Regions from separate parts of the Mus musculus genome. Here all the other regions are linked to region 2. A link is a loop called in an ENCODE intact Hi-C map of the cell type or tissue named here. Cell type or tissue: heart. All regions are shown on one strand. Each heading gives the region's core, and the rest is flanking DNA. Links, peaks and the distances in the headings are about the cores only.

Region 1 (5,000 bases), core at 1-5,000, 100 kb before region 2:
TGAGTGAGGATGGAGAGTTTTGCTGTGGATTAAGAGTTAATAAATTTGGGAGAAGGTAAGAAAAGGGGAGTGGAAGAGAGAAGGGAAGGGGAAAAGAGAAGGGGGGGAAGGAGAGGGAAGGGGCTGAAAAAAGAGGAGGGGAGGGAAGGGGAGAGAAAAGCAGAGGAAGGGAGGAGAGTAGAGGAAGAAGAGGAGAGTAGAGGAAGAAGAGGGGAGGAGAGTGAGGGGAGGGAAGGGGAGGGGAGGGGAGGGGAGGGGAGGGGAGAGGAGAGGAGAGGAGAGGAGAGGAGGGTATATCCTAGGTTCTCATTTCTCATGGGGCTTGGAGTCCTTTTAGCTTCAAGAGATCAAAACCCACAAGCCCTGACCGCACAGCTCACCCACTCTGAAGACCAGAGACCATGAATATCAAAGAGCTCCAGATGGGAAGCTAAAGCTATTTCTATGTTTATTTCTCACTTTGTAGAATCTTCTTCTGAGCTATGACTAAGGCCTTTTGATCTGAACTGCTTCCAAACTGCCTTTCCACCCCAGATAAAGAGCTGATCTTTTGTTCCCTACAGTGGCTCATAGACTCACGAGGCAAGCAATAGGCTCTTGAATCTGTATTCAAGGCCATAACCTCAGGTATCTAGAGAGACCAGAAAAGTTGTATAGGAAAAAAAGGAGAAAAAAGGCATAGTTCACTAGTAGAGGGCTTGCCCAAGGCCCTGGGTCCAATCTCCAGCACCATCAAAAAACAGAAGAAAGGGGACTGGGGGTATAGACCATAGTGAACTCCAAGCCTGTTAAAAGAACACAGGCCTATGCTGTCATGCCCTCTGAATTAGAAGAATCAGAAATCTGCATTCTTCTGTGAACTCCTATAGTTTGTAGATGTTGGCTACAGTCATCCACCTTTATGAGAGACAAGCAAAGTGCATCCACTGGAAGGTCCCAAAGTTTATATTTTAGTACATTCATCCTCTTACTGATTGACACAGAAGAGCTCTCTTAGGCGGTAATCCACAGACATCTTATAGCAAACACTCAAGTGCGGGTCAGTACACCAGAAGTAACTCATGCCATTTTCTCTGCAAAAGCACTCCTGCTCTCCAACCTCATTATCTTCCTTCCTTCACTTCCTCTCTCCCTCCTCCTTTTTCTCCTCTTCTTCCTTCTTCCCCTTCCATACAGGTCCCTCCCCAACCCATTCCGCTTCCTTCCCAACCCTCCTTCCAATCTCTCTCCTTTCCTTGCTCTCCCACCCAACCTGTATTTCCTGAACTAATGGGTTTCTGGGCAAGTTGAAATCTGAATCTTCAGAATTTGATGAATTAAGATGAAATCTTAGCAACCCAGCAGAGGTAGAAAACCACAAGTCAGCCCATTCCTCTGCACAATGCTAGGAAGAGGGTGCTGTGCCCTCAGCTCCCAACGGATATGAAGGCAGGGAAGGCACCTACCTGCCACCTGCCAGGCATCCCTCGTGCCCTGCCTCGATATCTCACTGTTTCCTTTGACTTTTCTGAGGCATGAGTCTTTTTCCTTGGAACTATGGGAATTGATTCGAAGACACCATCCAAAGCAGGGAATAGGGCTGTGGGAATTATTATCCATCTGGCAGTAGCAGGCTTCCAAATGAAAAACATACTTCATTCATTCATCTTGGCACGCATCCCAGATTCTCTCACCCAAGAGGGTACTATGCACCAGTGACAAAGGCTTTGAGACAACAAAGGCATTTGAAGTCTTTGGGACATTAAAGACCATGCTCTCTAGTTAATAGCTCTAGGTTCTGGGCATCTGTACTCTCTCTGAATCTGCTACTAGACATCCCTGTGGCTGAGAGATCGATAGATCTGGACCTGGGAGTCTTCCCCGTGTAAGATTCACTTCTCTGGGAATGGCACTGAGCATCTAGTGGGGAGATAGATGCAGGGTTCTAGATTGAAACTTTGAACATTGTACACGTCTCATCTCCCTCCCCAAGCCCAAATGCCCCTGGAGCTGCATAGAAAGACGATTGGTCCAGCCTTTCTCTTCACCCCTCATCACTTAGCTTCCAGCTTCCCATTTTCCCTCTGCAATCTATTTTCCACATTGTAGCTGCTGTAATCTTGTGAAAACATCCGTAAGGTCGTGCTAGCCTTCCTGCTTAATATTCTCCAGTGGCTTCCTACCAGTCTGTAAAAATAAGCCTCCTTATCACCAACAAAAACCTTGTTTCTCCAAATGTGGTCCTTGGACTAGGAGCATCAGCCTCCCATGGGGGCTGAGAGAGATGAAAGGAACTGACTCCACCCAGCTGAATCAGAATCTGCATTTTTCACAAAGTCCCCTGGGGATTTGGGCACTAAAAGTATTTAGGAAACTGTAGGCTTTCAGATCCACGTCAGTGGTCCTCAATGGTAGCACAGTTAATCTCCTGCTCTTTGTTTTAAAAAACACACACAGACGTGGATGCCTGGGCTTCATTGGGTCATGGTAGGACGCTGGCACTGGAATGCTTTTTAAATTCTCTAGATGATTATAAATTACAAGGGGTTAAAACAGCTGCAATGTCCAGTGGGTTCCTTGCTCACTTCACCAGCTTCAATTCCAACACCCTCTTCCTCTTTTGGACTCCATCTCCACCAGCCAATTGATTAATTGATTGATGATTGACTGATTGATGGTTGATTGATTGATTGATTGATTGATTGATTAAAACACAATCTTGTTATCACAGGCTTCCCTGGAGCTTGAACTTCCGGTCCTCCTGTCTTAAGTGCTGAGATCATAGGCATGTGCCACCATAGCTGCTTTGTGTTGTAGTACTTTGAGCTTGCCCGGCAAGCACTCTACCGACCGAGTCACATCCTTCTCTTCACAGTCCAGGAAGCTCTTAGTCCAAACCCTTGTGTGCTGCCACCTAGAGCCTCATGGCTTGCTTTTTGTAATTATTTTAAATGTCACCTTCTCAAAGACCCATTCCTTCCTGTCTGCCCCCAACAGCTCTATGTCTGCATTCAATCCTCTCCCTAGGATACAATGCTTCTTGAAGTAAACTTGTGTCTGGACGTCTGTGTGTGGGATATGTATTTTCCTTCATTGCATTTCAGCTCCAGAAAAACAGGGACCTTCTGAGGGTTATTTACCAGTGAGATGGTTTAATAGCCCAAATGGAGCCACAGGCATTGGGTAAGAACATGTGTCAGGCAGTTGAGAGAGGGAGAGAGAGATGAGGGAAGAGAGAGAATGCTTTTCAAAATGAGTTAGTCATCATGGCAAAAAATTTGAATTTATTAGACTATTTTATAATTTTTTAATATGTTAAGGTAATAGATTTTAAAATTAAGCACAGGAAAGGATATACTACGGTCTTAGTTGTTTTTCTTTCTTTTGTTTGTTTTAGTTGTTTTTCTTTTATTGTGTTAAAATTCTTTGACAAAGGCAACTTGTAAGAGAAAGGGCTTCTTCAAGAGTATGAGGAGACTGCTCACAGTTCAAGGGAAAAGAGCATCATGGGAGGAGAAGGTGGGAGGAGCCTGAGGCAGATGGGCACATTCCACACACAGTCAGAGAGCAGAGAGGGATGACTGGTTCTCAGCATCCTTTCTTCATCTATGAGGTCCAGAATTCCAGCCAGGGAATGGTACCACCCACAGTAGACAGGGCTCCCCATCTCAATTAACGTAAGATAACCACCCCCACCCCTACCCAGGCATGCTTAGAAGCTTGTCCCTCAGGTGACTCTAGATCCTATCCTAACAGGCTGACAAATAGCATTAACGGCCACAACTCCTTCTTAGTATTTAGAACTTATAAGTCTTGTTCCCTAGCCTTGCCTTTTCTGTTTGTTTGTTCCTTTGTTTCATTTTTCTAAGACAGACTCGGGATGGCCTCAAACTTGCTCTGTACCAAAGATGGTTTTAGACTCCTGATCCTCTGACATTCTTCTGCCCTGCCCTAGGCTGACAGGTTCATACTGCTATGATCCATGTTTTCTATATGTTGTTGGGTATGGTGCCCAGGACTTCCTACATGCTGGGCAAACACCCTACCAACTAAGCCATCTAGCCTTATGGTATAACATGAGTGCAGAGAGTTGTACACATCACACATATGTAACTAAGTGAATTCTAGCAAAGAGAACAGGCCTGTGTAGTCAGTGCCTAAGGGGAGCAGAGCTGGCAGAGGCCCTGAAAGATCAGCTCATTCTGTTGGAAGTCAGGCTCCTGCATTCCTGAAACAGACGGAGATGGAATGAACTGGGGGTCTGCAAGCGTTAGTCCAACACAGTGGCCTCTGTAACACAGCAACTAGCCCAATACCTTACAAAAACAAGCCGGTGAGTCCTGTGACAATGAAGCAAAGTGATCAGTGAATAAATTCCCTTCTTCCCTTCACCCCCATGTACATCGCCTCTGGGAAATCCAAGCTCCCAAAGGCTCAACTGTTGAGTGGGAGCCACTAGCACATGGTGGAACCACAGCACAGCCCTGCACTGGGGGATGTGACACACAGATGTAGGCTCAGCAGTTAGGACACTGTGGTGGGAGATGTTGATCTTGAGTGAGGCAGGCATCTGGGAAATCACTAGCCTACTCCATTTCGCTGTGACCCAAAACTGCTCTATAATACGAAGTCTAAGTGAAGCAGAAATCATTAGCAAAGGGCAGCAAGTTTCAACCATCCCTAGGCCTGAGGATGACAATGGTCTGGTGCCTTTCAAGGTCTAGAGGAGAAGGCTTTGAGTGGGAGTGGCCAGGTTGACTCTCCTTGTGCCTGTCCTCTGTCATTCATATGCACTGTAGTTCTTGATGTGTGAGGGGGTCCATGCCACCCGTGGGCTGCTCTTGGTACCAGCTCTTTGGGAATCTTTTAGTTTAGGGAATCTTACATTTTACCACCCCTACCTCCTCCCACCCCGCCACCCCCACCCATCCCTGGCAGCTCTTCTTCCTTCTCACCTCCCTGTCTGCAGACAAAGCACAGGTGCTGGGTAGGGTGATAGCTGAATAGCAGCTACAGATATG
Region 2 (7,912 bases), core at 1,338-6,337:
CAGAATGGTCTAGTTCGGTGGTTTCTCTGTGCGGTCGCTTATACTCCACACATCTGTCCTTCACACATAAGCACAGTAATGCTTTTTATAACCCCTCTTTAAAAACAGGAAGCCAGTTTGCTCCCCTGGAGACAGCATCACCTCCATGCATGTGTCTGAGTACATGCCCAAGGGAACTGAAGTCAACATAACGCAGAGACACCCACACATCCATGCTGATTGCAATACTATTCACAATAGCCGAGATGTGGGGCCAACCTAGAGGACTGTCAACCGATGAATGAGCAAAGAAACGGTGGTGTATACAGTGGACTATTATTCATCCAGAAAGAGGACTGATAGAACATCATTTACGAGAGAGAAAGTGTAACAGGAGATGATCATGTTAAACAAAATAAGCCAGACTCAAAGGAGGGTTTCTTGGTTGTAATCCAGTTAACAACCAAGACTAACCATCACAACTGGGCTACATAATGTACTGTAGCAGAAAAGCAAAAGGTGAACTTTAAAAAAAAATGAAATAATAGGAGAACATGACTACTTCCAAAGCAGGGAGATTTTATTGTAGATATAAATGGAAACACAGGCAGAGGGAAGAGCCTAGGATGACCATGGCCAGCAGACTAAACAGGACCATGAGAGGGGATAGGGGAAGAGCAAGAGGGGAGCCCCTACCAAAAGATGTGGCCCAGACCTAGCAAAAATAAGGGATAAAACAAACAATAGCATCAAACTTGTGTTGCATTAACCAGAGCCAAGATTAGAGTGAAGCAAACAAGCACCTACAGCTCAAAATTTAAGGTGTTGCTCACCCAGGATTCTGTAAACGGAGGGCTGGAACCTGAGAATATGAGCCTCCTTAAGTTCTCCCCCTTACACGCCTCACTTCAGTCTAATAAGAACAAGGCTGTCGGCACAGGAAGTTCTACCAGATTATAGACATTTGGAGCCGAGAGAGACTCAGAATTGTACAAAATCTGTTTGAAGAGCTGAATGTCAGCCCAAGGATGTGTACAGGCTGGAGGTCAGTCTTTCTCATCCCGAGGGACCCATGAGACTCACCCTGTGGACTTTAACACTGATGACCCCAGAGCCATCCCAGAGGCCAGTGAATTCTGACCGCCAAGGATAGGGTATGGAGGTTAGCAAGTTTTTCAAGCTTCTAAATGGTTCTGGTGAGCCATGGTGGGGAGGTGGGAGGGGGGGAAATGAGAACTCTGCTCTCAACATGGAAGGAGTGAACATGGAAGGCTGAAGCCTGTGAACACATCTGGGGAAGTCCTCTCCCACCCCAGCTATACTTATGTTAAAGAAGTAATTTTATGCCCTATGGCAACAAGGTATTAAACAGATAAAGGAGAAATTGTGGTGTGAAAATAGAGAGTAATTACCATGCGGAGGGAATTTTATGTCACAAGTGTGCACAGTTAAACCTGCTCATTACATTAAGCCATCTCTGTAGGACTTTACTGGATACTGTGGGCATCACAGAGGTGGTTAGTAATCCAACACAAAGACTGTGGCCTTGGATTTAATTTGTTAAAATTCTTTCTGGCCTATTCAATGGCATCTGTGGCCAGCACCAAGGGCATTCTCAAAAGTACCTTGTTAATTCTAATGGCCAGTCTTCACTGGTTCCAAAAGGCACAGCAGGTTAAAACAGCAGTGAGATAGGCATGGGCAGAATCTGGTGTCCTCTGATGGACGGCTGCAGCATTAATTACCATTCTTAGCTGCTCGCCATCCATCAAACCATCTCTAATTCAAAGGATAGCCATCACCTTCACCTGCTACCATCTCCTGGTTGAGACAGGGAGGGAACAAGAAGATGCAAGAGCAGCATTCTGTTGGTGTTTGGCTTTTCTCTTAGGATCTCAATCACGGTTCGTTGTCCTGTGACACAGGACAGCTGACGAGGTAGGAAAGAAATCAAAGCTTCTCCTAATTAGAGGAACAGCGGTGATCCAGAATAGAAAGTAAGAGAAAGAATCTTGACTTGAGTAGTGTTGGTTTTACGGACTTTAGACAAGTAGGGCATTCTAGACTTTCGTTCACATCAGCTCAGTGAATAAGGAGGAAGACTGTGGGATCCGTCATTAAAGCACTCACGGACACATTACTCTTCTGTAGTAAGGGAGGTGGGTAGAAACATGGTAGGCAAGGATTTGCTTAGAAGTTCATTTCTCAGCTTCCTCTTAATCTTTCCCCACATACAAAACCAACAGGTATTTGTGTGTGTGTGTGTGTGTGTGTGTGTGTGTGTGCCTAGAAAATTATGCCCTAAAATATAGCAGTTTCCCATGACAAGACCCTTGAATTGAAGAACGAGAGTGTCACAGTGCCCAATCCTTATCAAGTTATTTTCTGGTTTCCTCTCCCTCAACCAACACTCTAAATTCTAAGAATTAAGATGCTGACTGCTGTATAACCTTTCAGAGCTATAGAATATAGCCCAGGATATCTGATGACTGTCAGATAACACCAACATGGGCAATGCCTCTCCTTATTCAAGTCCTGTGCATCAACTAAATACAAAGCATGTAAATTGCTGAGAAGTTGAACTTACTGAAAATCCATATACTGGGAACAGAAAAATGTGTGAGAGCCAGAAGTGGGGAATGACATCAGGGAAACAGAAGAACTTGTGAGTAGAAAAGAACCTGTGAGTAAACAGGTTATAGGTCCTAGAAGAGAATCTACCACCAATCTACCTACTACTGATCTATCTATTATTCTGCTAAGTGGGCACAGTGCTAAACTGACTTACATGGACTTATTACTGTTTACCTATAGATTAATGCATCTCTCACTCCTCACCAGAGAACTTTCTTTTTGCAGTAGATGGTGATTAGAATAGAAACACATGACTGCTCAGTGTGCAGAGAATGAGAGCCTGTGGGCTGCTCTACCATAAATGGATCTACACCATACTCTCACCTTGCAGTCCTCGGGGATCGTTGTGGAAAGAGGGAACAGAAAAATGTGTAAGAGCCAGAAGTGGGGAATGGCATCAGGGAAACAGAAGTTTTGAAGCATGCACAAGACTTGAGTAAGCTAAAGCCGGACCATATCCCCACATTCAGGGGATAGGGTGTGTGTGGAAGAGTAGGCGTGAAGAGCCACCGCTGCCTGCAGAGCTATTGGCCTTTGATAGCTGCTGGGAGAGGGAAAGTGTGGCCCTGGCAGGTCAACAGTGCTCCAGCATCCGGTCACACATTCAAGAGTATATGGACAGCACAAATTAGACTTGATGTTTTGTTTTTAAAGGGGGACACAAAGTTGAATGGGTGAGAATGAGGGCAGTTGTGAGAAGGGTAAATATGTTCAGACTGCATTGTTCATACACTCTCAAAGAACTAATAACAATTAAACTTTATTTTATTTTTTTTAAAGCCATATGTTTGTCTAAAGAAGTACAGGAACCAGCCCCAAGAACTCAAGGCCAGTTTAGAATGCTCTGGCCCAGCATCACAGGATTTCCTGCCCATTGTCTCACTGTGCTTAGTTTTCCTTCCTGTAAAAGCCTTCTCATGTACTTGGGTTCCCTTGGTGTTAGAAATAAACAAAAACCTGGATATCACACAGAAGAAGAAACTAATAGTGCCAGAGTGGCTCGGCAAGGCAATTCTTTTTATTAAAAAGGTGCATCAAGACCTATAGCCGTCTAGCAAGCATGCTTGACCAAGGCAGTTTCCATCTTTACCCCATGTACGTACGTACTGACCGCGTCTCACCTGATTGGTAGAGCTTGATGTCACAGTCTGACACAGCTGGCTAGTCAGCACAAAGGGAAAGGGACAGTTCAGGAAACGTAAGTCCTTGCCCAGCTAACTTCCTTTTGTACGGGGCAGGAAAGTAAGACAGAAAGACAATGATTTCTTGAAATAGCTTTTTACATTTTTTATACCAAAAATAGCCCCTCCCTTACCTTCCCAGAAGCCCTTGAATAACCCTAATTGCCTTCCCACCTTCCTGAGTATTGCCTTTCAAGCAGGGAGCAGTCATACTTGAATCTGGTAGCATTCTCTCTAACCCTCTTCTCTCCTGTCTCTCACTCATTTTTCTCTCCCAATACATACATAAGGGGGGCTTCCTTTCTGAAGTCTCTTTATCTGCCTAAAAGTCAATCCTCTAAAAATGAACATTTTTGTATACCCCTCCTTGAAAAATCTTATAAACAAAGAAAAATTAACTCACAACTGTTGAGTCTCAAACCCTGGGACAAATGACTCTGGTGCCTTATTTAACATATCAAGGAGGACCTGGCCACCAAGTTCTCCCAGCAACCCTCAGTCCCTACCTGTTACAGCTAGCATACCCACCCACTACCCTAAACTTCTCCAGTGCAGGGGCTGCCCATTCCTATATAGTCCAATCATTTTGGTTACCTGGTCCTTTTTGACAGAACACAGTCAAAAAGACTGACCCATGGTGAGCAAGGCCTTGAGGGACTGTGAGAGACACACCAGAATGAAAATGCAAAGGGCCTTTTACCTCAGGTGCTTTTTATTTCCTGGATTATTCTTGGATGTGATTTTTTTTTTTTTTTTTGCCTCCTGTGACAAACATTTACATTCAATTTATAAGACATGTTTACTCTTGTTAGACATCAGAACATAGCTACAGAATCCAATCTGGTCAGTGTACCCGGAATCTGGATATGGCCTTCTGCCTTGCCTTCATGTGTTCCCAGATAAAACCTATAGTATGTGGCAGGCAGTTGTGTTTAAAGACAACCCAAACTCACCATACATTTTCTCTCCTTTCTGCTTCCAAAACTTGTTCCCACCTCCAAGCCCTGAGCTATTGTTCCTTTCTACAGCTACGACACTATAAGAACTTCAGTCATCTAGACATCCCTTGAGTCTCACACGGGGTGACAGTCCTGTGCATAGGCATATCATTCCTACCTGTTAACTTATCGTCATTTATTTCCCACACTCAATTGTCAGAGAGTAGAGATTTTCTCTCTCCTAGACTGGTTACTTTTCTCATCATTGAGAAAAAAAAAAAAATACTTGACAAAAGCAACCTAAGGAAGGAAGGATTTATTTTGGGTCACAGTATGAAAGGGGACAGTCCACTAGGATGTCGGGCAGAGAGTGAGACCCTTGTCACATTGCACCCATACCCAGGAAGCAGAGCGGGATGAACTGGTACTCAGCTTGCGTTTTTCCTTCTTATTCAGTGCGAGAGCCGCTCATGGGATGGCACTGCCCACCTCCAAGGTGGGGCTTCCGTCCTTAGTTAAACCTCTCTGGAAACATCCTCACAGATATACTCAGAGGTGTGTTACCATGGCGATTCTAAAATCAGTCACATTTTTAATGAGATGAAGCATTACATCTCTCCTCCATATGCCTTGCCTTAAGCATAAAGAAGGTTGTTAGGAGTTTGGATGGTTACCCTGCCCCACCTTAGCCCTTCCAAAATGTATGCCCTCTAATTAAACAGCCAGAACCTTGTCACCTAAACTGAAAACCTTGAAGTCATTCATCCCAGATGCCTTCCTCTCTGCACGCTGTGAGACCTCTGGGCTTTTCCCTCCCACACACCCCTTCCTTCATCCCATCATTCCAGTCGCGCCCCTGGTGCCATGTTACTTCTATTGCCTTCATCTGCCACATTCACAATGGCTTACCTTATTTACTTTTTGAAAATTACTTTTAATTGCATGGAACATGAATACATTATCATTTTTAAGGCAGTAACAATATAGGTAACCAAAAATTCAAGATTAAACGATGATAATCTTTGGGCACTTTCCAGATATCTTCTATGAATATCTATTTTTTAAAATGTTACATTGTATATAATGCCATACACGGTTTTGTCTCTTTCTGTTTTTAACCTAGCAATGTATCCTGGGCATTTCCCATGTGAGTGTGTACCGACCTCATTTGTTCTATTACATACATGTCCTGGGGTGACAAGAGGCTTCTGTTCAGTCTTGGTTCCCATTTCCTGGTGTTCCTGCCTTGCGTAATCCTCTCTCGGGGTGTGTCTGTGAGGGTGTTTCCGGAATAAATTAGCATCTGAATCAGTAGACTGAATGAGGAAGAGCCACCCTCACCAATGTGGGCAGCATCCTCCTGAACCTGCAAAGGTTCGGATAGAACAAAAAGGCAGAGGAAGACTGAGTCTGTTTCTCTGCTCTGGAACTGAGACAGTCAAGGCTTTTCTTCATTTTTCAAGTAAAATCAAACCTTGGTAGTGCACGCCTCTAACAACAGCAGGGGGCAGAGGATTATATGTTTCAGGCCAGCCTGGGCTACATGGCAACACTCCTCCCCCCCCCAAAAAAAAAAATTAAGACAATACTCAAGAATGTATTAGTGCTCAATATTTGCAAGATTCAGGGTTTACTCCCTAGCACCAAAAAGAAAGAGAAGAGGAGGAGGTGGTGAAGGAAGAAGAGAAGGAGGAAAAATTGAAGAGCTGGGAAATTGTTTAATCAATAAAATGCCTGCCGTGCAAGCATGAAGACCTGGATTTGGATCTCCACCACCCATGTCATCCCAGTCCTGGGGAGTGAGAGACAGATGAGTCCCTAGAGCTCACTGGCCAGCCAAGCTAGCCAATCAGTGAGCTCCAAGCTCAGTGAGAGACCTTGACTGAAAACATAAGATTAAGAACAACGGAGGAAAACATCCAAATCACCTTATGTTCTTGATACAAATATACACACACATGCATATGACTCACACATGTGAGCATACACACACACACACACACACACACACACACACATATCAACACATGCACTTTTTTAAAAAAATAGAATCTTGAGATTAATTTCAGAACTCAGGAGGCTGGGGCTGGAAGACTGAGAGTTCAAGGGTACACTGGGCTATTGAAAAATAGTTGTGACGCTATGTCAATGACAGAGGAAGAGATAAAGGAAGAGAAGAAAATATATTTAGGACAGCCAGGGCTATACAGAGAAACCATGTCTCGAAAAAACAAAAACAAAAACAAAAAAAAAAAAAACAACATTTTTAAAGTGTAGATTAACTACACTTATCTAACATGATATGAAAATTTTTACAGGAGTGAACACAGGTACACCAGTCAGGTGAAGACCAAGCAAAAACAGGGGTAAAGACAGCCATTAGAGGAGAAATGCTTCAAAGACCAGCAACCTTGCCACACCTTTGTTAGAAGGAGCCCACCAGAGATGACCACTAAGACATTTTATAGACAAGTCTGTATAACAAACAGCTGGGACTACATTCAGATATTCAGGTCCTGAGAGTAGCACAAAGTGTCCAGAGCACAGGGCACTGAAGGCAGAAACTATGTCCTGGCACCTTGCTCTGCAGCTTCTGGGGTGGGGGGCAAGGGTGCTTTGCATAAGCAAGCAATTTGACAGAAGCTAAGATAAGCAGGTAGCTGAAAGAGCTTCAGAACAATCAAGCAGGTTAACAGAAGCTAAGATTAGTTAGCTAGGGCACCTTGACTTTGGGCTCCTAGAATACAGTTGGGTAATTTTCTATGGGATTCTCCATCGAGAAGATCAAATTCTAGTTAAACCTGAAATGGCCTCAGCAAGAACATATGATGGAGGAGCACCCTCACGCTCTGGCTCTGTCACATTCCTCACTGTTTCTGTAGGCATGAGTCAAACTATTGATTCATCCTGTTCTAGGAGGACATAGTTGGTCCTAGAGATCAGTAACTTAGTTGACCATGAAGTTGAGGATGCAGGGCCCTGCCATTAACCTGATCAGAATAAGAATCAAAGTTCTAATGCCAGTGGTAAGATGAGGGACCCTAAGTGGTTTTTCAGTCCCACACTCTCCTTACAGCTTCCCCCTCCTGCCTGGAGTCAAGGATAGACCAAGTTCCATTCTCCACCCACAGGAGCATTCTTGAGTAAAAAATTCTCAAAATGTACTGACTGATAGTTACC
Region 3 (5,000 bases), core at 1-5,000, 88 kb after region 2:
GTTGTCGTTGAGACAGGGTTTCTTGCTAATGCAAGCTGTCCTCAAACTCACTGCATAGTCAAGGTTGCCCTTGAACATCTGGTCCTCCTGACTCCACCTCCCAGGTGCTAAGATTTATAGACAGGGTGTGCCAGTTTTATACATGTGTTTAGGATCTCAGGTCATCAGGATGGTTAATGCTAGGAGTCACTTGACTACACTGAAGGATGCTTAGAGATCTAGTAAAGTGTTGCTTCTGGGTGTGTCTGTGAAGGTTTTTCCGGAGAAGATTGGCAGATGAGAAAGACCTGCCTTCAAGCTGGCATCATCCAATCAGCCTCAGGATAAGAGGGGATGGAACAGCATCATCGGCAGGTGAGTTTCTGCTGTCCCCACCCTACTTCATACTCTGATTCTTTAGTGTCTTATTCTTAAGGCTTACACCAATATCCCCTGCTCGGGGAGTTCTCAGGAGTTCTACTTTTGACTGAGGGCTGTATCATCAGCCTCCCTCATTCTGAGGTTTGTAGCTTCTTGAACCAAGCTAGGAGGCCAGCTTCTTTTCTAACAGTCAGCCTATCGTGGAACACTTCAGCCTTGTGACTATGTGAACAAATCCCCCCTCAGATCAGCCATCCTTGGAAAGCCACTGGGAAGTAAATGCTGTTGATCTCAAACCCAGAACCCCCTTCCAAGCCAGCATGCCTGCTCCTCCAGATGCCAGCAGGACTGGCTTCTAGGGGCTCACATGTGTCTTGCAAAACTGCACAGTGTGGATTCGATCTTATACCCTAGCCAACAACATAAGTTGAAGTCCTGAAGTTCTTACCCCTTGCCTTTGAATATGAGCTTATTTGGAGACAGAATTAGAAGTAATTAACACAAACGGGTCATTGAGAGTCTACGACAGTATGACCACTGTCCTTATAAACAGGGGAAATTTTAAAATGAAGATGTATAGGAGGTCTGAAGAGATGGTTCAGAGGCTAAAAGCACTTGATGCCCTTCCAGAGGTCCTCAGTTCAATTCCTAGACACCACATGGTGGCTCACAACCATCTATAATGTAATCTGGTGCCCTCTCCTGGCCTGCAGGCATACATGCAAGCATATATATAATATATGTATATATAATGTACACTGATATATATGATATGTAATATATATGTTTATATATAATTATATACTTATATAGATATTCTAAATCTATAATGTGCATATACATATATACTGTATATATAATAAAAACATAAATCTTTTTAAAAATTAAAAAGAGATGCATGACAAAGATGAAGGCAGAGATCAAGAATGTCAAAAATTTCCAGCAATTACCAGAAGGTACGAGAGGGCAAGAGACAGGTCCCTCTCAGAACCTCAGAAAGCCCAGACTGCAGACCTCCAGTCCAGCCACTAAAGATAAGTTCTTCCCCTTCCCCTGCCCCTGCCCCTACCCCTGCCCCTGCCCCTTCCCTTTCCCCTTCACATACCCCTGCCCCTTCCCCCTCTTTCCCTTCCCCTGCCCCCTCTTCCCCTGCCCCTTCCCCTTCTTCCCCTGCCCCTTCCCCTGACCCCTCCTCCCCTGCCCCTTCCCCCTCTTCTGCTGCCCCTGCCCCTGCCCCTTTTGCCCCTGCCCCTTCCTTTCCTCCTCTTCCTCTTCCTCCCTTCCCCTTCCTCCCTTCCCCTTCTTCTCCCTCCTCTTTTTTCCCGTCCTCTCTCCCTTCCTCCTTCTATTTCCTTTCTCCTTCTCACATCCCTCCTTTCCTTCCTTCCTGCCTTTTTAAAACTCTTTCCTTGTCTTTGTTTGTTTTGTTTGTTTAAGGTTCTCTATAGTAACCCAAAATGGACTCAAACCTCATGATCCTCCTGCCTCGGACTCCTGAGTGTTGAGATTGTAAGAACATGACATCATGCCCAGATCAAAACAGTCCATATCTATGTCTTAGTTATGAATTAAACACTACCCTTTGCCAGCAAGGTGTCGGTTTACACCGATTCCGAGGCCCTCACAGCTCCTTGCATCAGGCTCTCAGCAAAGACTTCACAGCAGAGCACCAGCCACGTGGCCTTGACGACCCGACAGGTTCTCAGGCAACACCAATGGACTTCCGGTTCCGTTTTCACTCTATTTCTTCAGTCACCCCTTCTGGAGAACCTAAACCCAGCATAGGCCAAGAAGTCAAGTCCAGAAACGCGTGTTTCCTGGGCTCCTGCAGGCAAGAGATTCTTCCTCCGCTGCTGGATCAAAAACTGTTGGAGACAGCCTTAAACTTGGGACGAATATCTATGACCTGTGAAGGCCAGCTCTCTTAGAGGGAGAGGAAGCTGCTGCCGGGCCGAGCTATGGGATCTAGATTCAAAACCAGCTCTCCACTATCAAGGACACAGAAAGGGGGTGCCCCCGCCTGGTCAAGATAGGATTAGGCCAACTCAGCTAAATTTTTCTCACAGAGCAAAAGCAGAGTCTAACACTGGTCTTCTGCTTCAGATTCTCACGCCCGCATACTCTTACACGTACTTTGAAAGTGCTGTAGAGATTGGAAAGTAGATCTGAATCCAGAGAGGACCTGGAAGTACTGCTAGCCTATACCCACCAGTTCAAAGAGGGACTGTCCCTAGTGATGGACCAAGCTGGTCTCTCGCATCTTCCCAGGGATGTGAGCCAAACCTCCTGTGAGCAATTATAGCAACTGCCCTGTCTGAGCAGGAACAGATTAGAGGGACTCTGCCTCCCTCGCTCTTACCTGTATAGAAATATTAACTCAGAATGAGGCTGCTCTGGCAAGAGATCACAGCCAAAGACCTTCTAGGTCTCTGTGATCCAGCTGGAATACAGACATGCCTGTAATCCCAGGAGACTGAGGCAAGCTGATTTCTGAGTTCAAGACCAGCCTTGATATAGAGCTAGTTTCAGGTAAAGAAAAGCTTAGGTCTAGGCATGGTGGTACACACCTTTAATCCCAGCACTCAGGAGACAGAGGCACGCAGATCTCTGAGTTGTAGTCCGTTCTGTTTAGTCAGTGCGGTTGAGTCAGCGAGTTGAGAGGCAGTGAGTGCAGTGGAGTGGAATTCACGACAGTTCAGTTAGTGGAGCTCAGAGACGGTTTTTATAGAACACTTTTACAGAGTCAGGTTGAAGAGAGAACAAGCTAGACACAGGTGAAGACAAAACAAGCCAGGGAAAGAGAAGGAGCCAGAAGATTCGAACAGATTGCTAGGGATAGTTTGAGGCCAAGCAGAGCAATTCAGTCAGAAGCTGAGAAGCTAGTTCGAATCAGCCAGCTAGGAAAGGAGTTTGAGCCAGAATAGTTGAGTTGAACCAGCCAGCCAGAGCTCAGAAAGAGCTAGAAAAGGTGAGCTTGTTAAGCAGCAAGTCTCAGAAGCTGAAGACATTCTAGGCCTAGATTAGATTGCATGGAGGCTAGAAGCTTCCAAGACGAGGCCTAGGTTAGCTGATGGCAGCAGTAAGCCTCCGAGACAACAGTTACATCAGACAAATAAAAGTTACTTTTACAGGTACCAATGACTCTCAGTTTCTGGGATCATTTCCTATGTATCTCTCTGGAGTCCAGGTTGGAAAGTGGACGGGGATGTTGTGATGGCAGACATGAGCACATAACAAGGTAGGTAACTCTATGTACATCCAGGGCCGACGTCAGAGGGAAAGAGTGAAAACCATGTCTACGTTAGCAATGAAAGATACCTTGCAAAGCAATCTACCTCCAGACTCATTTAACAGATGAGAGAAATGAGATTCAAAGATGGGCTGGACCCAAACAGGGGGAGGCATGTGTTCCTGGTCACACTGGAGTGTGTACATGTGTGTTTGGGGGATGGGGAATGTATTAGTCAGGGTTCTCTAGAGTCACAGAACTTATGGATAGTCTCTAGATAGTAAAGGAATTTATTGATGACTTACAGTTGGCAGCCCAATTCCCAACAATTGTTCAGTCGCAGCTGTGAATGGAAGTCCAAGGATCTAGCAGTTACTCAGTCTCACACAGCAAGCAGGCGAAGGAGCAGGAGCAAGAGCAAGAGCTAGACTCCCTTCTTCCAATGTCCTTATATTGTCTCCAGCAGAAGGTGTAGCCCAGATTAAAGGTGTGTTCCGCCACACCTTTAATCCCAGATGAAAGGTGTAGCCCAGATTAAAGGTGTGTTCCTTAAACTCGGAGATTCAATCTTCTGGAATCCATAGCCACTGTGGCTCAAGATCTTCAAACCAAGATCCAGATAAGGATCTCCAAGCCTCCAGATAAGGGTCACTGGTGAGCCTTCCAATTCCGGATTGTAGTTCATTCCAAATATTGTCAAGTTGACAACCAGGAATAGCCACTACAATCCACCCCTTGTCAACTTGACACAAATAATATCTCATGTTCACATGAAACAATAACAAGGTTGTAAATACGCCTAACATGATATAACTATCCCTCGTACAATTGCAAACGCATTAGTAAATTTACAGTGGGCATTCATATTACTTTATAATCCTCGTTTCTGCAACTGGTTATGTGGCCTTAATTGGTATTTATAACTACCTTCCTCTACTACCCATTCTGTATTTCCTTCTCCTTCAGCCAGAACCTCAGCAGGTCTTGGCTCTTTTCCTAGAGGATTGACCCATACCTTCATTCCTGATGGGTCTGCGTCCTTTGTCATCCTGCTTGGATTAGGCTGTTGTAGTTTCCCATTGACTTTAATCACAGGACATGGTAGTACTAAGAGACGCCCTAAGGGATCATCTACACTCCAGACATAATCTTGCTTACCACCATTGTGAAGAGGTAATCCAATTTCCCCATGGTAATCTGGATCTATCACCCCTCCTAACACTGTTATTCCTTTTTTAGCCTGTTGGTTTAAGGGCATTAGAAGCCCAAAATGACCAGGGGGAAGTCTGAGCTTCCAGTTCAATGGAATGTTTGTTGTAGCTCCTGGTAGGAGCACTCCCCTCTCTGGAGCCAAAACTTCTAAGCCAGCAGAACCTAGAGTTATGGGGACAGGAAGCAAAAATTTTCCTAG

Evidence for each region. A loop is a pair of places that touch in the nucleus more often than their neighbours do. Peaks named below come from ENCODE experiments on the same cell type or tissue, not always from the same donor. Only the 100,000 strongest peaks of a DNase experiment are listed, where the experiment ranks them.
Region 1: a loop joins it to region 2, with 1.9 times the contacts of the local background. A loop is called at or near these places in 2 of 42 quality-filtered maps.
Region 3: a loop joins it to region 2, with 2.1 times the contacts of the local background. A loop is called at or near these places in 4 of 42 quality-filtered maps.

What each region holds. Positions count from the first base shown.
Region 1 is chr7:122,714,278-122,719,277 of GRCm38, forward strand. All of the region lies in intron 1 of Cacng3 (calcium channel, voltage-dependent, gamma subunit 3), which reads left to right. Among named protein-coding and RNA genes, the nearest start is that of Cacng3, 45 kb to the left of the region's middle. In heart, for the core only: no CTCF peak of the experiment used is centred there; a DNase peak (open chromatin) is centred at 2,194.
Region 2 is chr7:122,817,627-122,825,538 of GRCm38, forward strand. No RefSeq gene overlaps it. Among named protein-coding and RNA genes, the nearest start is that of Gm39082, 100 kb to the right of the region's middle. In heart, for the core only: no CTCF peak of the experiment used is centred there; DNase peaks (open chromatin) are centred at 3,165, 3,505 and 3,745; H3K27ac peaks cover 1,396 bases.
Region 3 is chr7:122,907,098-122,912,097 of GRCm38, forward strand. No RefSeq gene overlaps it. Among named protein-coding and RNA genes, the nearest start is that of Gm39082, 15 kb to the right of the region's middle. In heart, for the core only: CTCF peaks have their summits at 1,070 (motif pointing left) and 2,387 (motif pointing left); no DNase peak of the experiment used is centred there.